2 separate regions of the Mus musculus genome follow, and region 1 is linked to region 2. Evidence: chromatin loops called from intact Hi-C (ENCODE). Cell type or tissue: heart. All regions are shown on one strand. Links, peaks and the distances in the headings refer to the core of each region. The heading gives the core; the rest is flanking DNA.

The links. A loop is a pair of places that touch in the nucleus more often than their neighbours do. Peaks named below come from ENCODE experiments on the same cell type or tissue, not always from the same donor. Only the 100,000 strongest peaks of a DNase experiment are listed, where the experiment ranks them.
Region 1: it touches region 2 in a loop (2.2-fold over the local background); 4 of 42 quality-filtered maps call a loop at or near these places.

The regions. Positions count from the first base shown.
Region 1 is chr17:45,560,502-45,566,501 of GRCm38, forward strand. It overlaps Nfkbie (nuclear factor of kappa light polypeptide gene enhancer in B cells inhibitor, epsilon), which reads left to right. Exons shown (of 6, transcript NM_008690.4): 5 at 1-146; 6 at 1,501-2,668. The coding sequence ends at 1,566. It overlaps Slc35b2 (solute carrier family 35, member B2), which reads left to right and starts at 3,435. Exons shown (of 4, transcript NM_001357105.1): 1 at 3,435-3,567; 2 at 4,079-4,272; 3 at 4,424-4,578; 4 at 5,808-6,000. The coding sequence starts at 3,557. In heart, for the core only: a CTCF peak has its summit at 3,360; DNase peaks (open chromatin) are centred at 2,960, 3,450 and 4,440; H3K4me3 peaks cover 1,781 bases; H3K27ac peaks cover 1,406 bases.
Region 2 is chr17:46,167,346-46,173,345 of GRCm38, forward strand. Gtpbp2 (GTP binding protein 2) reads left to right here. Exons shown (of 12, transcript NM_019581.3): 10 at 1-49; 11 at 381-545; 12 at 801-2,025. The coding sequence ends at 977. It overlaps Polh (polymerase (DNA directed), eta (RAD 30 related)), which reads right to left. Exons shown (of 11, transcript NM_030715.4): 11 at 4,010-5,751. The coding sequence ends at 4,908. Among named protein-coding and RNA genes, the nearest start is that of Gtpbp2, 9.3 kb to the left of the region's middle. In heart, for the core only: a CTCF peak has its summit at 3,404 (motif pointing left); DNase peaks (open chromatin) are centred at 696, 996 and 1,626; H3K27ac peaks cover 396 bases.

The DNA.
Region 1 (6,000 bases), core at 450-5,449, 610 kb before region 2:
ATGCCCGCATGCTTAACGGGTGCACACCTTTACACCTGGCAGCTGGCCGGGGCCTCAACAGCATCTCATCCACTCTGTGTGAGGCCGGTGCCGACTCTCTGCTGCTGAATGTAGAAGATGAGACACCCCAGGACCTGGCTGAGGACGTAAGAGACGCACCCGCACCATCTGCCTTGCAGAGCCTCTCACCCATAACAGAGTTAGGCACATGCATTAGGCAAAGGATGCTCACCAGTTAACAGTGCCGGAGTCAGGCTGGAGGGTCTAACTTGGTTGACAGAGTGCTTACCTAGCATGTAAGAGGTGCTGGGTTCAACACCCAGCACCACATGTATAGTGGTGCATGCCTGTTATTTAAGCACTTAGGAAATGGAGGGAAAGGATCAAAACTGAAGGTCTTCTTCATCTACATAGCAAGTTCAAGGCCAGCCTAAGCTACATGAGTTCCCTCAACCCCCTAAAACTGCTGGGGGTAGAACAGAACTACTTTTTTTTTTTTTTTTTACCAACTGTGACATATTGGGCTGTATTTGCCGCCCCCCGCCCCCCCCCCCAGCCTACAACCAGTTCCCTAGGCTGGTTAAGCCCAAGGAGCCCAAACATGGACTCCAACAGGAGTGACTCTGTGAAGCTAACCAGACTGAAGACAATGCCATAGTGAGGCCCGGGAGGGAGGACAGGAGGAGCAACACCTCCACACACGTTGCACGTGTCTTGAAGCAAATGTCTTCAGCATATAAATACCCGGGGTTTTCAGGTCTTAGACTTTTTTAAAAATTTTTTGTTTAAGATTTATTCTTTTTTGTTTTTTGGTTTTTTTGGTTTTTGGGGTTTTGTTTTTTGTTTTTTGTTTTTTGTTTTTCGAGACAGGGTTTCTCTGTATAGCCCCTCTCTTCCATTTTAGTGTCATATTAGAATGGTGGCGCACGCCTTTAATCCCAGCACTTGGGAGGCAGAGGCAGGTAGATCTCTGAGTTCGAAGCCAGCCTGGTCTACTACAGAGTGAGTTCCAGGACAGCCAGGGCTACACAGAGAAACCCTGTCTCGAAAAACAAAAACAAAAAAAGATATATTCATCAAGATATGCTGGCACATGCTTTTAATCCCAGCACTTGAGAGGCAAAGCCAGGCTGATCTCTGTGAGTTTAAGGCCAGCCTGGTCTACAGAGTGAGATCCTGACTCAAAAAACAAGCAAAAGTATCCAAAAGCCTTCCACACCCCAACCCTAACCCCAACAACAGCCACTGTGTATACATAGTGCCAATGGACATACTATATCTACTGTAAGGTCACTCCTAGCTCAGATATTCTGCATGGCTTATCTCAGATCTTGTCTAATCTTCGGGTCTCTGCCATGCCCAGGTCTTTCACTGTCTGGCCTTCAGCTTGCCCAGGTCCCTGCTGCCATCCCTGGTGCCATCACTTAGGGCATTAACTCTGCTTCTCTCTGTTTTCTCTCTCTCTCTCTCTCTCTCTCTCTCTCTCTCTCTCTCGCTCAGCTCCTTTCTTATTTGCCCTTCGATGACCTGAAAATCTCCGGCAAACCACTGCTATGTACTGACTGAAGCTCGGATGGGTCCCCACCGCTTCCCACCTGGAAGCTGGATCCGCAGCTGCTGCAGTTGGGACCCAAGCAATGTCGCCCCTCTGCTGATGCTGGTCCTGGGGCTAGCATAGTCCTAAAATGAGATGAAGGATTGCAGACGAGGAAGAGCCGATCTGGAAGGAAGGACTTCCCAAGTGGCCTGGATGGAGATTCTTGAAAGACCCTCGAAGCCACTGGTATCCTGAAGGAAGCCTCCTTGCTTCTGTTGAAGATGGCATGGGCTGAAATTGCCAGCTACCTGGAAAATGGGGATGAGCAAACTGACCCGAGGGGTCTCACCTAAAATACCTTTGTGAGTGTGTTTGGCACTGGGGTGTGAACCTAGAGCCTCCCCAGCGGTAGGCAAGCTTACTATCATGGAGCTGTGTCCCCGGCCCTCTTTTCATTTTTTATGTTGTGATGGGATCTCAATGAGTTGCCAGAGATGGCCTGGAACTCACTCTATAGCCCAGGCAGTCATCTTTGAACTGGGAACTTCCTGTCTCAGCCTCCTGAGTAGCTGGGATTATAGGTCTGGTGGCAGCGGGCCACCGCAAAGTTATCTAAAGACTTCAAACATAAGGCTCCCAACTGAACCTTTGCAGTTATTCTAATATGACACTAAAATGGAAGAGAGGGGCTTTAAAAAAAACAACAACAACAACGTTTCCCTTCTACAGTTGTATGCATAGGCAGGCCTGACTCTCGGGTAAAGGCAGAGAGAAGGAAACAAGCCCTGAGCAAGCACAGGGCCTTGCTGGGTATGGTAGGAGACCTAAGTGGTTCCTGCCACCACAGGCACATCTCCTTCATGTGGAAATGCCCAGGGCTGGAGAGTGAGGAGGAAGAATATGGAGACACACACGTGTCCCTGGAGAAGTTTGAGGACATTGATCACAAGAGAGTTGCAACTTTCCTCCCCCACCCAACCCCCTTAGACTCCACACACTGAGGGCCCTGCTAGGTCATGCACGAAGAAGGAGAAGAAATAAATCAACATACTTTCCGATGCTTAGCGCTTATAAGCACTAAGCAAATGCATCCTGTGAGTGAGACAGATATTAAAGGCATAAACAACTAAATATGTGGTTATACGTTGCAATGGGTGACTGGGAAGGAAGAAAACCGTTAGCAGGAAGGAGGACAATGGAGTGGGCGAAGGATCATCCTCTGGGAAGCTTCAAGCAGGTGTCGTTGAAATTGCGATTTAGGATGAGCAAGGGGAAAGACAGCATTGGGGAAGGCCTCCGATGAATTAAAGGAACTGAAAACAGGCCAACAGGACTCTACAAGGTTGGGCAAGTGGGCGAGGAGGACGCACCAGGTCATACAGAGCCTAGAAGGTCACAATCACAGGTACTAAGGGGATGATTACTGATGCAGCCAAAAAAGGAAGAGACATCATTGTTTAAAAACTAACGCCGGTTCTGGTGGCGCAGGCCGGTAGGATTTGCTGAAGGAGGCAGAGGCAGGAGGATCTGGAGTTCGAGGCCAGCCTGGGATACAGCGTGAGTTCCAGGACATCCAGGGCTACACAGAGAAACCCTGTCTCGAAAAAAAAAAAAAAAAAACACCAAAACAAAAAACAAAAAAACCGTAATGTAAGAGGAAGTACTGGGTCTCAGATACTCAAAATCCTAGTCCACTAGATGGCAATGGTCATCATCACTCTGTGTGGGTTGGGTTGGGTTGGGTTGATGGCTGTGACCAAGCAAGCTGGGAAAGGGAGGGAGTCCCAACTGGAGTTCCCCAGGGGAACCGGGCTTGGTCTGCCTCCGGGCCGCGTGGGGTCGCTGTGGCCGGAGTGTCGCGAAGGGGGCTGAGGCGGGGAGGAGGCGGGAAGAGCGCAGCACTTCCGCTGGCTGGCTGACTGGCTGGCTGCTGGAGCGGGCGGCAGAGGGAGCGGAGGGAGCGCGCGGCCCGGGGGACTCACATTCCCCGGTCCCCCCTCCGCCCCACGCGGCTGGGCCATGGACGCCAGGTGGGGGGCTCGGGCAGCCATGGCCCACGTGACCGAGACCCCGGGGCCACGTGACCGAGACCCCAGGGCTCCGGAGGCGGGGTGGGGGGTCCTCCAGCCGCAGATCCGCGTGGCACTGTTGGGAGCCCCGTGTGGATGGGCACGCGGCATGTGGCCTACGCTCCTCGCGGGGCTTCGGGGATTGTCGCGCGTAGGGGGATGAGGGACAGTGGCGCTTCGGAGAGGGAAGGGGGTGGGGGTTGCCTGTGGCCTGAGCTGCCCGCGCGCTGAAGGGAACAGAGGCGACCTATGTGGCTGGACAGGCGGGGCCGTCCCCGAGAAGGGAGGAGGTTCTGCCTGGCCTGCGCCGGACCCCCTGAGAGAGAGGGAGAGAGAGGCTCTTTGTCCGTCCCTCTGGGCTGCAGCGGAGGGGGCGGGGAGGCCACTGGGCACTTCCCTGGTACAGTCCCCTCCGGAGGGCAGAGAGGCGGAAGAGCTGCAAACCTAATCGTTGCTTCGGCTGTCCCAGCAGATGGTGGGCAGTAGTGGTACTCGCCACACTCCCTTCCTTGGGAGCAGGTGGAGAGTCACCCGAAGCCCCTCCGCAGTCCTGGACACAGCTGTGGCTCTTCCGCTTCTTGTTGAATGTAGCGGGCTATGCCAGCTTTATGGTACCTGGCTACCTCCTGGTGCAGTACTTAAGACGGAAGAACTACCTGGAGACAGGTAATGTGGCCAGAGGGTGGGGAGATGAGGGAAGTCTGGTTGCAGGTGTTGGCAGAGCGGGACTTGGGCCGGGAGGGAGGCCAGTAAGTCAGACACCGGATCGGGCTGGCTGCTCTGCAGAGGTTGTGGACCTTGACTGTGTCTTCTTCAGGCAGGGGTCTCTGCTTCCCCCTGGTGAAAGCCTGTGTGTTTGGCAATGAGCCCAAGGCTCCTGATGAGGTTCTCCTGGCTCCGCGGACAGAGACAGCGGAATCCACCCCGTCTTGGCAGGTCCTGAAGCTGGTCTTCTGTGCCTCGGGTCTCCAGGTAAGAATACAGGCTCCCCTTCTCTTCCCCAGCTGGGTACAGACAGCCCCTGACTTAAACCAAATTTTCCCTGCCCACCCCAAAGGTTTGTTAGTTTGGGTCTGGTTTGTGTCCCTACAGGACACAGCCCAGTCCTGAAAGTGAACTTCCAGCGCTTCCTTCAACACCTGTATTGAAATGAAAGTTCACTGTACACACGCATGTGTTCATGCGCACGTCCACGCGCGCGCGCGCGCACCCATGCAATGGCTTCTACAGTGTGGAAGAAGGCCTGCCTGAGTTGTATTTTTTTTCCCTATGCCCATATTCTGCTCTGTCTGTATGTTGTATCTGAGTGTGAATTTGAGGAATTGCTGGCTAAACATATCTCCAGAGCTGCTTCCCACATTATTATTTTGAGACAAGGTCTCACTCTGCAGCCCTAATTACTCCAGAACTCACTATATAGACCAGGTTGGTCTCCAGCTTAGAGATCCCCCTGCTCTACAAGTGCTAGGATTGATGACCCACCACACTGTTTTGACAGAGTTTCACAGGCTCAGACAGGCCTTGAACTTTCTTTTTTTTCTTCGCTGTTTTTCCAGACACAGTTTCTCTGAGTGGCTCTGGCTGTCCTGAAACTTGCTCTCAATACCAGGCTGGCCTCAAATCCAAACGCCTCTGCCTCCAGAGTGCTGGACAGAGTGGGTTAAAGGCATGTGCCACCACCACCCAATGCAAGCCTTGAACTTTCAACCCTCCTGCTTCTTCCTTCCAAATAGCTGGGGTGACAGCGTGTACCACCATGCTTGGCTTTCTCCAAAATTTTGTCAGTAGGATTTCTTTGAGTGAGGCTATCACAGGGCATTCAGAGTGGGAGCCAACTCACCTTAGATATATGTTGAATTGAAGTGTCCAGCCACCCCCACCCCCAGCTTCCAAACATCCCAGTTTCTTTTTGAGTTAGTTCAAACTAAATAAAACTCTTTATATGGTATGTGGAGCCAGCTCTAATGGATTTGCATCATGAAAGAGGACAGTGTTTGGTCTTAAAGCAGATGTCATGGTGTCTGCAACTCCATTTGATTCCCCCATAAAATGAGCTAAAGCTTGGGAAAGAAGGCCCCTCCCTCAGAGGAACCAAAAGTATGGTGTCAGTTACATCTGATGCTACCAACTCTGAGGAAGTAGGAAACAGACTTCTGCCTTTCCTTCTATACTGTCGCTCTTCTCTGCCCTCCCTCTTCCAGGTGTCCTATCTGACTTGGGGCATACTGCAGGAAAGAGTGATGACTGGCAGCTACGGGGCCACAGCCACATCACCAGGAGAGCATTTCACAGACTCCCAGTTTCTGGTGCTGATGAACCGTGTGCTGGCGCTGGTTGTGGCAGGCCTCTACTGTGTCCTGCGCAAGCAGCCCCGTCATGGTGCACCCATGTACC
Region 2 (6,000 bases), core at 433-5,432:
GGCTGCTACACTCGCCCTTGGAGACTTTGACCGTGCATTGCTTCGCAAGGTGAGATGGACAAGTGGGTTGGAGAGGGAACCGAGGTGTCTAGAAGACTGTCTACTGAGTGAGAAGCATCTATCTGTCTCACAAGATGCAGAAATTCAAGGAAATACAGTCTCTAACTTAGGAGTATAGGCCTGGCTATATAGACTACTGAAAGAGCGTAGGATGCTCAAAACACAGGTCCTTAAATTCCCACGGTGCCCTCCTCTTGGAGGCCTTTCTTAGGAGGTGTGTAGGAGAGAAGGGGACTCAGGAGCTCTGAAGGGTCTAGAGTGGCTGGAAAGGGTCTAATGGCAGGTGTGCCCTTTGTGAACCTTGAACTGTTCCTTCCCAGGGCATGGTCATGGTGAGTCCCGAGATGAATCCCACCATCTGCTCAGTGTTTGAGGCAGAGATAGTCCTACTGTTCCACGCCACCACCTTTCGGCGGGGATTCCAGGTGACAGTACATGTGGGCAACGTACGTCAAACAGCAGTGGTGGAAAAGATCCACGCAAAGGTGAGAGGGACCCAGCCGGGTCCCATTTCAACCGGGTCCCACTTCTTCAGGGAAGTCTGTATTCTGACTCCATCTGAGGAGGGAAGCCTAACACCAGATCTGGCTGAGAGTCCCTGGTCACATAACGGGAGCAAAGGCTCCTTCCTGTGGGGTGGGGAGCAGCCTACCTGGGGCCCTCACAGGTGGAGTCCAGGCTGGCAGAGAATGATGGGATGGGAGGCACCTGCCTGGGCCGTGACCACTTTTCTCCTGAAGGACAAGCTGCGGACAGGGGAGAAGGCAGTGGTGCGTTTCCGTTTCCTGAAACACCCAGAATACCTGAAGGTGGGCGCCAAACTGCTGTTCCGGGAGGGTGTGACCAAAGGCATCGGTCATGTCACGGATGTACAAGCCATCACAGCAGGAGAGGCCCAGGCCACCATGGGCTTCTGAGTCATCCAAACAGCTCTACTGCTGTCCTACAATACATGAGGTGACTTCCGGCCATGCTGCCCACTGTTGGCGGCTCTGTGTGTTAATAGGCTAGGGAGAGGAGTGTCTGCTGCCGCTTGCTTCCTGCCACGTTCTTGGAGAGGTGTCAAGTTTGGTATGGCCAGGGAGGGGCAGTCCTGAGGGAGAAGACGGTTCAGGGCAGTGCTCAGCAGCTGTGTGCTCCCCTGGTTGGGTCATTAACCCTGCAGCTGCCTGGTCTTGTCTGCTGGAGGGAGGAGAACACAGCCATCTTGGCCCACTATCAGGACCAGGCATGACTCACCAGTGTCATCTCTGCACTTCAGGAATTGTCAACAACTGAGGTGGCCCTTGTCAGCACTTCTTTTTTTATACCTCCTCTCAAGGCCACGTAAGTTACCTAGCTCTACCTGACTGTGGATAAAAGACAGTGCTCTACCCACCTGGTGGACCCAGGGACTGAAGCAATGGCACAGAGACCATGACAGACTGTGCTCCTATCCTGGGTTGAGTCCCGATGCATATTCCTGCTTCATTTCCTTTTCTCAAGGGCCGCTTCCCCGGACCCTCCTGTCATAGGCCCCACTTGGTGCTATTTGTGGTGCTGGCTCAGGCGTGGGGCTGCCAGGCTCGGGCTTGGCACACCAAAGGCCAGCTGCATGTCAGTTTCTCTCCTTCCACAGTTATGTTGGCTTCCATGCTTTTTCAGATTGTGTGGTAGCCATAGGACCTGACCCAGTTTGTGCCTCCTGGGATCCTCATCCCCAATCCTGCTCTTACATAAACCTTTTTCTTGTTTTAGTAATTTGTAGTGATCACCCCCTTCCCTCTGTTGCTGGGACCCAGGAGGAAAGGGGAAGATGTCCTGTTTCCTATCCTAGGTGTGGACGCCCGCCTTGCCCTTTGTTAGCTTCCTGGGTTCCCATGAACTCAGGGATTTGTTGGAAGATTCTCTGCATAATAGATATATATGTATATATATTTAAATACACATATATATTGTACAGAATAAAAAATGTTTTATTGGACACTCTGCTTATTCTTAAGACACAGGTTCAACCTTCAAGACTAGATTCTTGTCAAGATTAGAGAAGCAAGTCACACCCTTCCATTGACCTCTGAATAATTGGGAAAGAAGTCATCTGTCATCTCATTGGCTGTTCTTGTCCCCTCCCCCATAGGCTCAGTGTTGTATCATAGGAGCCATATCATGTGTGTTGTGATTTGTTTTGCATCATTCTTTGAGCAGAGTATAAGGTAAAAAGGCCTTTTCGGCTCAAATAGCTAGCCATTGTACATACCACATTGTGTGCCTGTCAGCGGCAAGTGGGTGAACCCTCTCCTCAGAGTACCAGAGGTGGGTGGTCATGGAGCCCTCACATTTCTCATTTATAGCCTAGATTCTTGAGGTATCGAGGGCCACTTTAGCTAGTCCTCAGTCCTTCCTAGTTCTGTGTTCAGACTATCATACATTTTGGAATCCAGGGCATTGTATGTGCTAGGCAGACACCAGACTGAGCTCTAGTCCCAGGCTTTCTGGCTATCCCATATTAAACAGGGCCTGAGTACTAATCCTAGCAAAACAAATGATACACGTGGCCCAAATCTACATGGCATTCGGCCTGCAGAGCCTTTTTGAGGTGGGCGGCTCTAGCTGACCATGTAATTGAGGATGACCTTTAGCTCGGGTCACCTCTCAAATGCTGGGGTTGCAGGCGTGGCTCATGTCTGCTTTAAAACCATACACACTAAGGCTGAATCTAGGCCTTTCTGAATTTTAGGTACCAACCGATGAGTTATCTCTCCAAGCCCTGTTTTTGTACTTTGACATAGGCTCTTGGCTATGTAGCCTTAACTCAGTTTAGTTAGGATTAGAGGTATGTGCCACCATTATCTGGTATGGTTTAAAAAAACAGTTTTTATTAAAGGTGCACTTTTTGTTTTTTAAGATTTATTTTATATATATGAGTACACTATTGCTCTTTTCAGACGCCAGAAAGAGGGCATTGGATCCCATTACAGACGGTTGCGAGCCACTATATGTTTGCTGGGAATTCAACTCAGGACCTCCGTGGAAGAGCAGTCAGTGCTCTTAACCACTGAGCCATCCTCCAGCCCTAAGGGTGCATGTTTAATCCCATCACTTAAAGCAGAGGCAGGCAGATCTCTGTGAACTCAAGGCCAGTCTGGGACAGTGAGGACACAGAGAAACCCCATCCTGAGAATACCATTGGCTTAATTATTAAGAAGCCTGTGGGTAAAACTTTTATTAGGAGCTCTGAGCATTGAGGAAAGCGAGGTCATCTTGTAGCACAATGCTACTTTCTCAGCACTGTTTAGAGCACTAGTCCCATAAACTGTACAATAGGGCAGCTCTGCCCAATGAACAAGGCATACTGCTAACGCTGCCCTCTACTGGTCCACAAGCATAAGCCATCCTCCACCTGACTCCTCCAACTTATCTCTAAGGTGTCTAAGTCTAAGACACCTGAGTTTCTGCTACAATGCTTCTCTCTTTGGAGACAAGGCCTCATTGTATTACCCAAGCTGGCCTGGAATTTAATTCCATATTCGCCTGCCACCATCTTCAGAACTCTAGGATTACCACGGTCACATCTGGCTTGTTACGTTTCTCTTTTTAAAAGTCACGCTAGGCAAGTACTCTCCCACTGGTTACATCCTAATCTAGGTCTCTCATGTAGCCCGGGCTGTCTCACCAAGGATGATTTTAACTCCAGACTGAGTCCCCTTTCGCAACTGTTGGGATTACAAACGTGTACCAAAGCACCTGCAAACATTATTACTTTACAACTCCTAGGCTGTCAGAACAGCTAAGAGATAGGTGACAGTGGGACAGGCACCATGCACCTAGACCTCAGCGCACAGGAAAATGCAGTACGAGGATCTTAGATCTGACAAGTCTAGCCTACCCAACCCAATGTCAGGAAACTCACCGGTAAGCACTTTTTTACATTAATAGAACATTAGGGTAGTAAAAGTATGCAAGCCAGGCCTCAAAGAGTACATTTTTATTGTCTCAATGTGGCTAATTTAATACATACATTCAACCAACATCAAGAACATATTCCATGTAAGTCACTGCAAGAGTTCTTGCTTTTAAGAAACTACATATCTAGCCAGGGAAGAAGCTACACACTAAAGTCAAAGGAAAGGGTAATTTCCGGCTAAACGCGGTGAATTTCAAATCTTTCAAAGACCCAATTTATAAGTAAGTTGATGAGCCTTTAATCCCAGCAGAGGCAGGCGGATTTCTGAGTTCGAGGCCAGCCTGGTCTACAAAGTGAGTTCCAGGACAGCCAGAGCTACACAGAGAAACTCTGTCTCGAAAAACCAAAAAAAAAAAAAAAAAAAAAAAAAAGTTGATTTGTATTTATGTAGGAAAAAATATCTATGCTGTTTTCCTATCCATTAAACCTACTACCTGGTTTCATACATAATTCAAAGTCATGTAATTTATCAGAAAAGCCTGCATGGCTGAAAAAGACTGCTAAATCCATTACTTTGGCCGTTTGCACTTGCCCATCTTAATAGTCCTCGTTTTCCTTCCAGAACTGGGAAGTGAACATGGGGCCTTGCACATGCCGTCCTAGACAAGTGAGCTCTATCTCCAGCCCCATTTCCCCTTTCTTTTACAGTTTTTTTGAGTTATACTCCTGTTTAGTCTTTAGTTAGTTTATAGGGAAGCAAGTGAGCTTGCCAGGTTCTTTATACCTTTTATGACACTCTGTCTCCCTAGAGAGGAAAAGCATTGATCAGCAACAGGATCAGAGTCCCATTGGAAGAAAAAACCCCTAACTTTGTATTAGAAATGTCATATTCCCCTTGAGCAGTCAACATGATTCCATCCGTTAGAAAAAAAATAGTAGAGCCCTCCTGATGCCCCAGGCAGCACTAATGTGTCAGTGGCTTAAAAAACGATTCCAGCGTCTGCATGCCATGGGGCCTAAGGCGCTTACTACTGGAAGCCGAGGGACTCTTGGGATTTCTTTTGCCCTGAGGAGACACGGCAGGAATAGCCTGGGGTTTTGAAGTACAAGGCTGCAAAAAAGACTTCTGCAACTCCAATGCAAAATGGTAGTCCGTGTGTTCTGGCATGTCCCACACTGGAACCAGGGAGTCACACTTCTCACAGAGCACTTGGTCCTCAGTGGCCCTTTGGGTCACCTCCTGAGAGTTGTAAGCTGGAGAATCGAGCACGTTTGGACTGTCCCCAGCCACATTCATTTCTGTAGACACTGCTTTAGAGGATACTGGCTTCACCGCTCCATCATCAGGACCACTGTCTACACACTCTGCTGGCAGACAGCTTGGTTGCGCTGCAGGGCTGGCCTGTGGAGGGTCAGGAGCCGCAGAGTTACTAAGCTGTGTGTGCTGGAGCAGCAGGCTCTTCTGCTTAAAGAAAGACTGACTTCCTGTGGTTTGGCTGCTTTGGAACACAAGTGAAGGCTTGGATGATAACTTCTCTGTGGCTGTGTTAAGAGGTACAAAGGAAGTCTCTTTCATTCTCTGCTTTTTGGCAGCTTTTTGAAAAAAAGACGCTAGAGATGTGGCTGCCTCTTTAGAGGTTGGTACAGCTGGGCCAGACCCCTGGGTCCTAGTCTCAGAGCTGGCAATTGGCACCTTTGGCTGACAACTTGAGTCGCTACTCAGGAACGCAGTGATATCCGTGCAAGCTGGAGGGGCAGCCGCAGAGAACTTGGTAGCGCAGAGGAAGAGCATTGTGAGAGGAGGGGACCTGGGTACAAAGGAACACAGCAAGGAAGTTACTGAGTCACTGTTTTAAGAGCTCAGATTCAATAAATCACAACTCTGGTTCCATCATGAAAGGAAATTATTCTTACTCCAGCATTTCACAGCCATTAGTGTGTATCATATTAATATAAAGTAGGCTGGGATAACAGAATGAGTTTCTAGCAGGTTCCTGGCTTGTTGGGGGAGCACTCTCTCTCACTGCTAGTGCTAGACCACTTAGAATCCATGATTT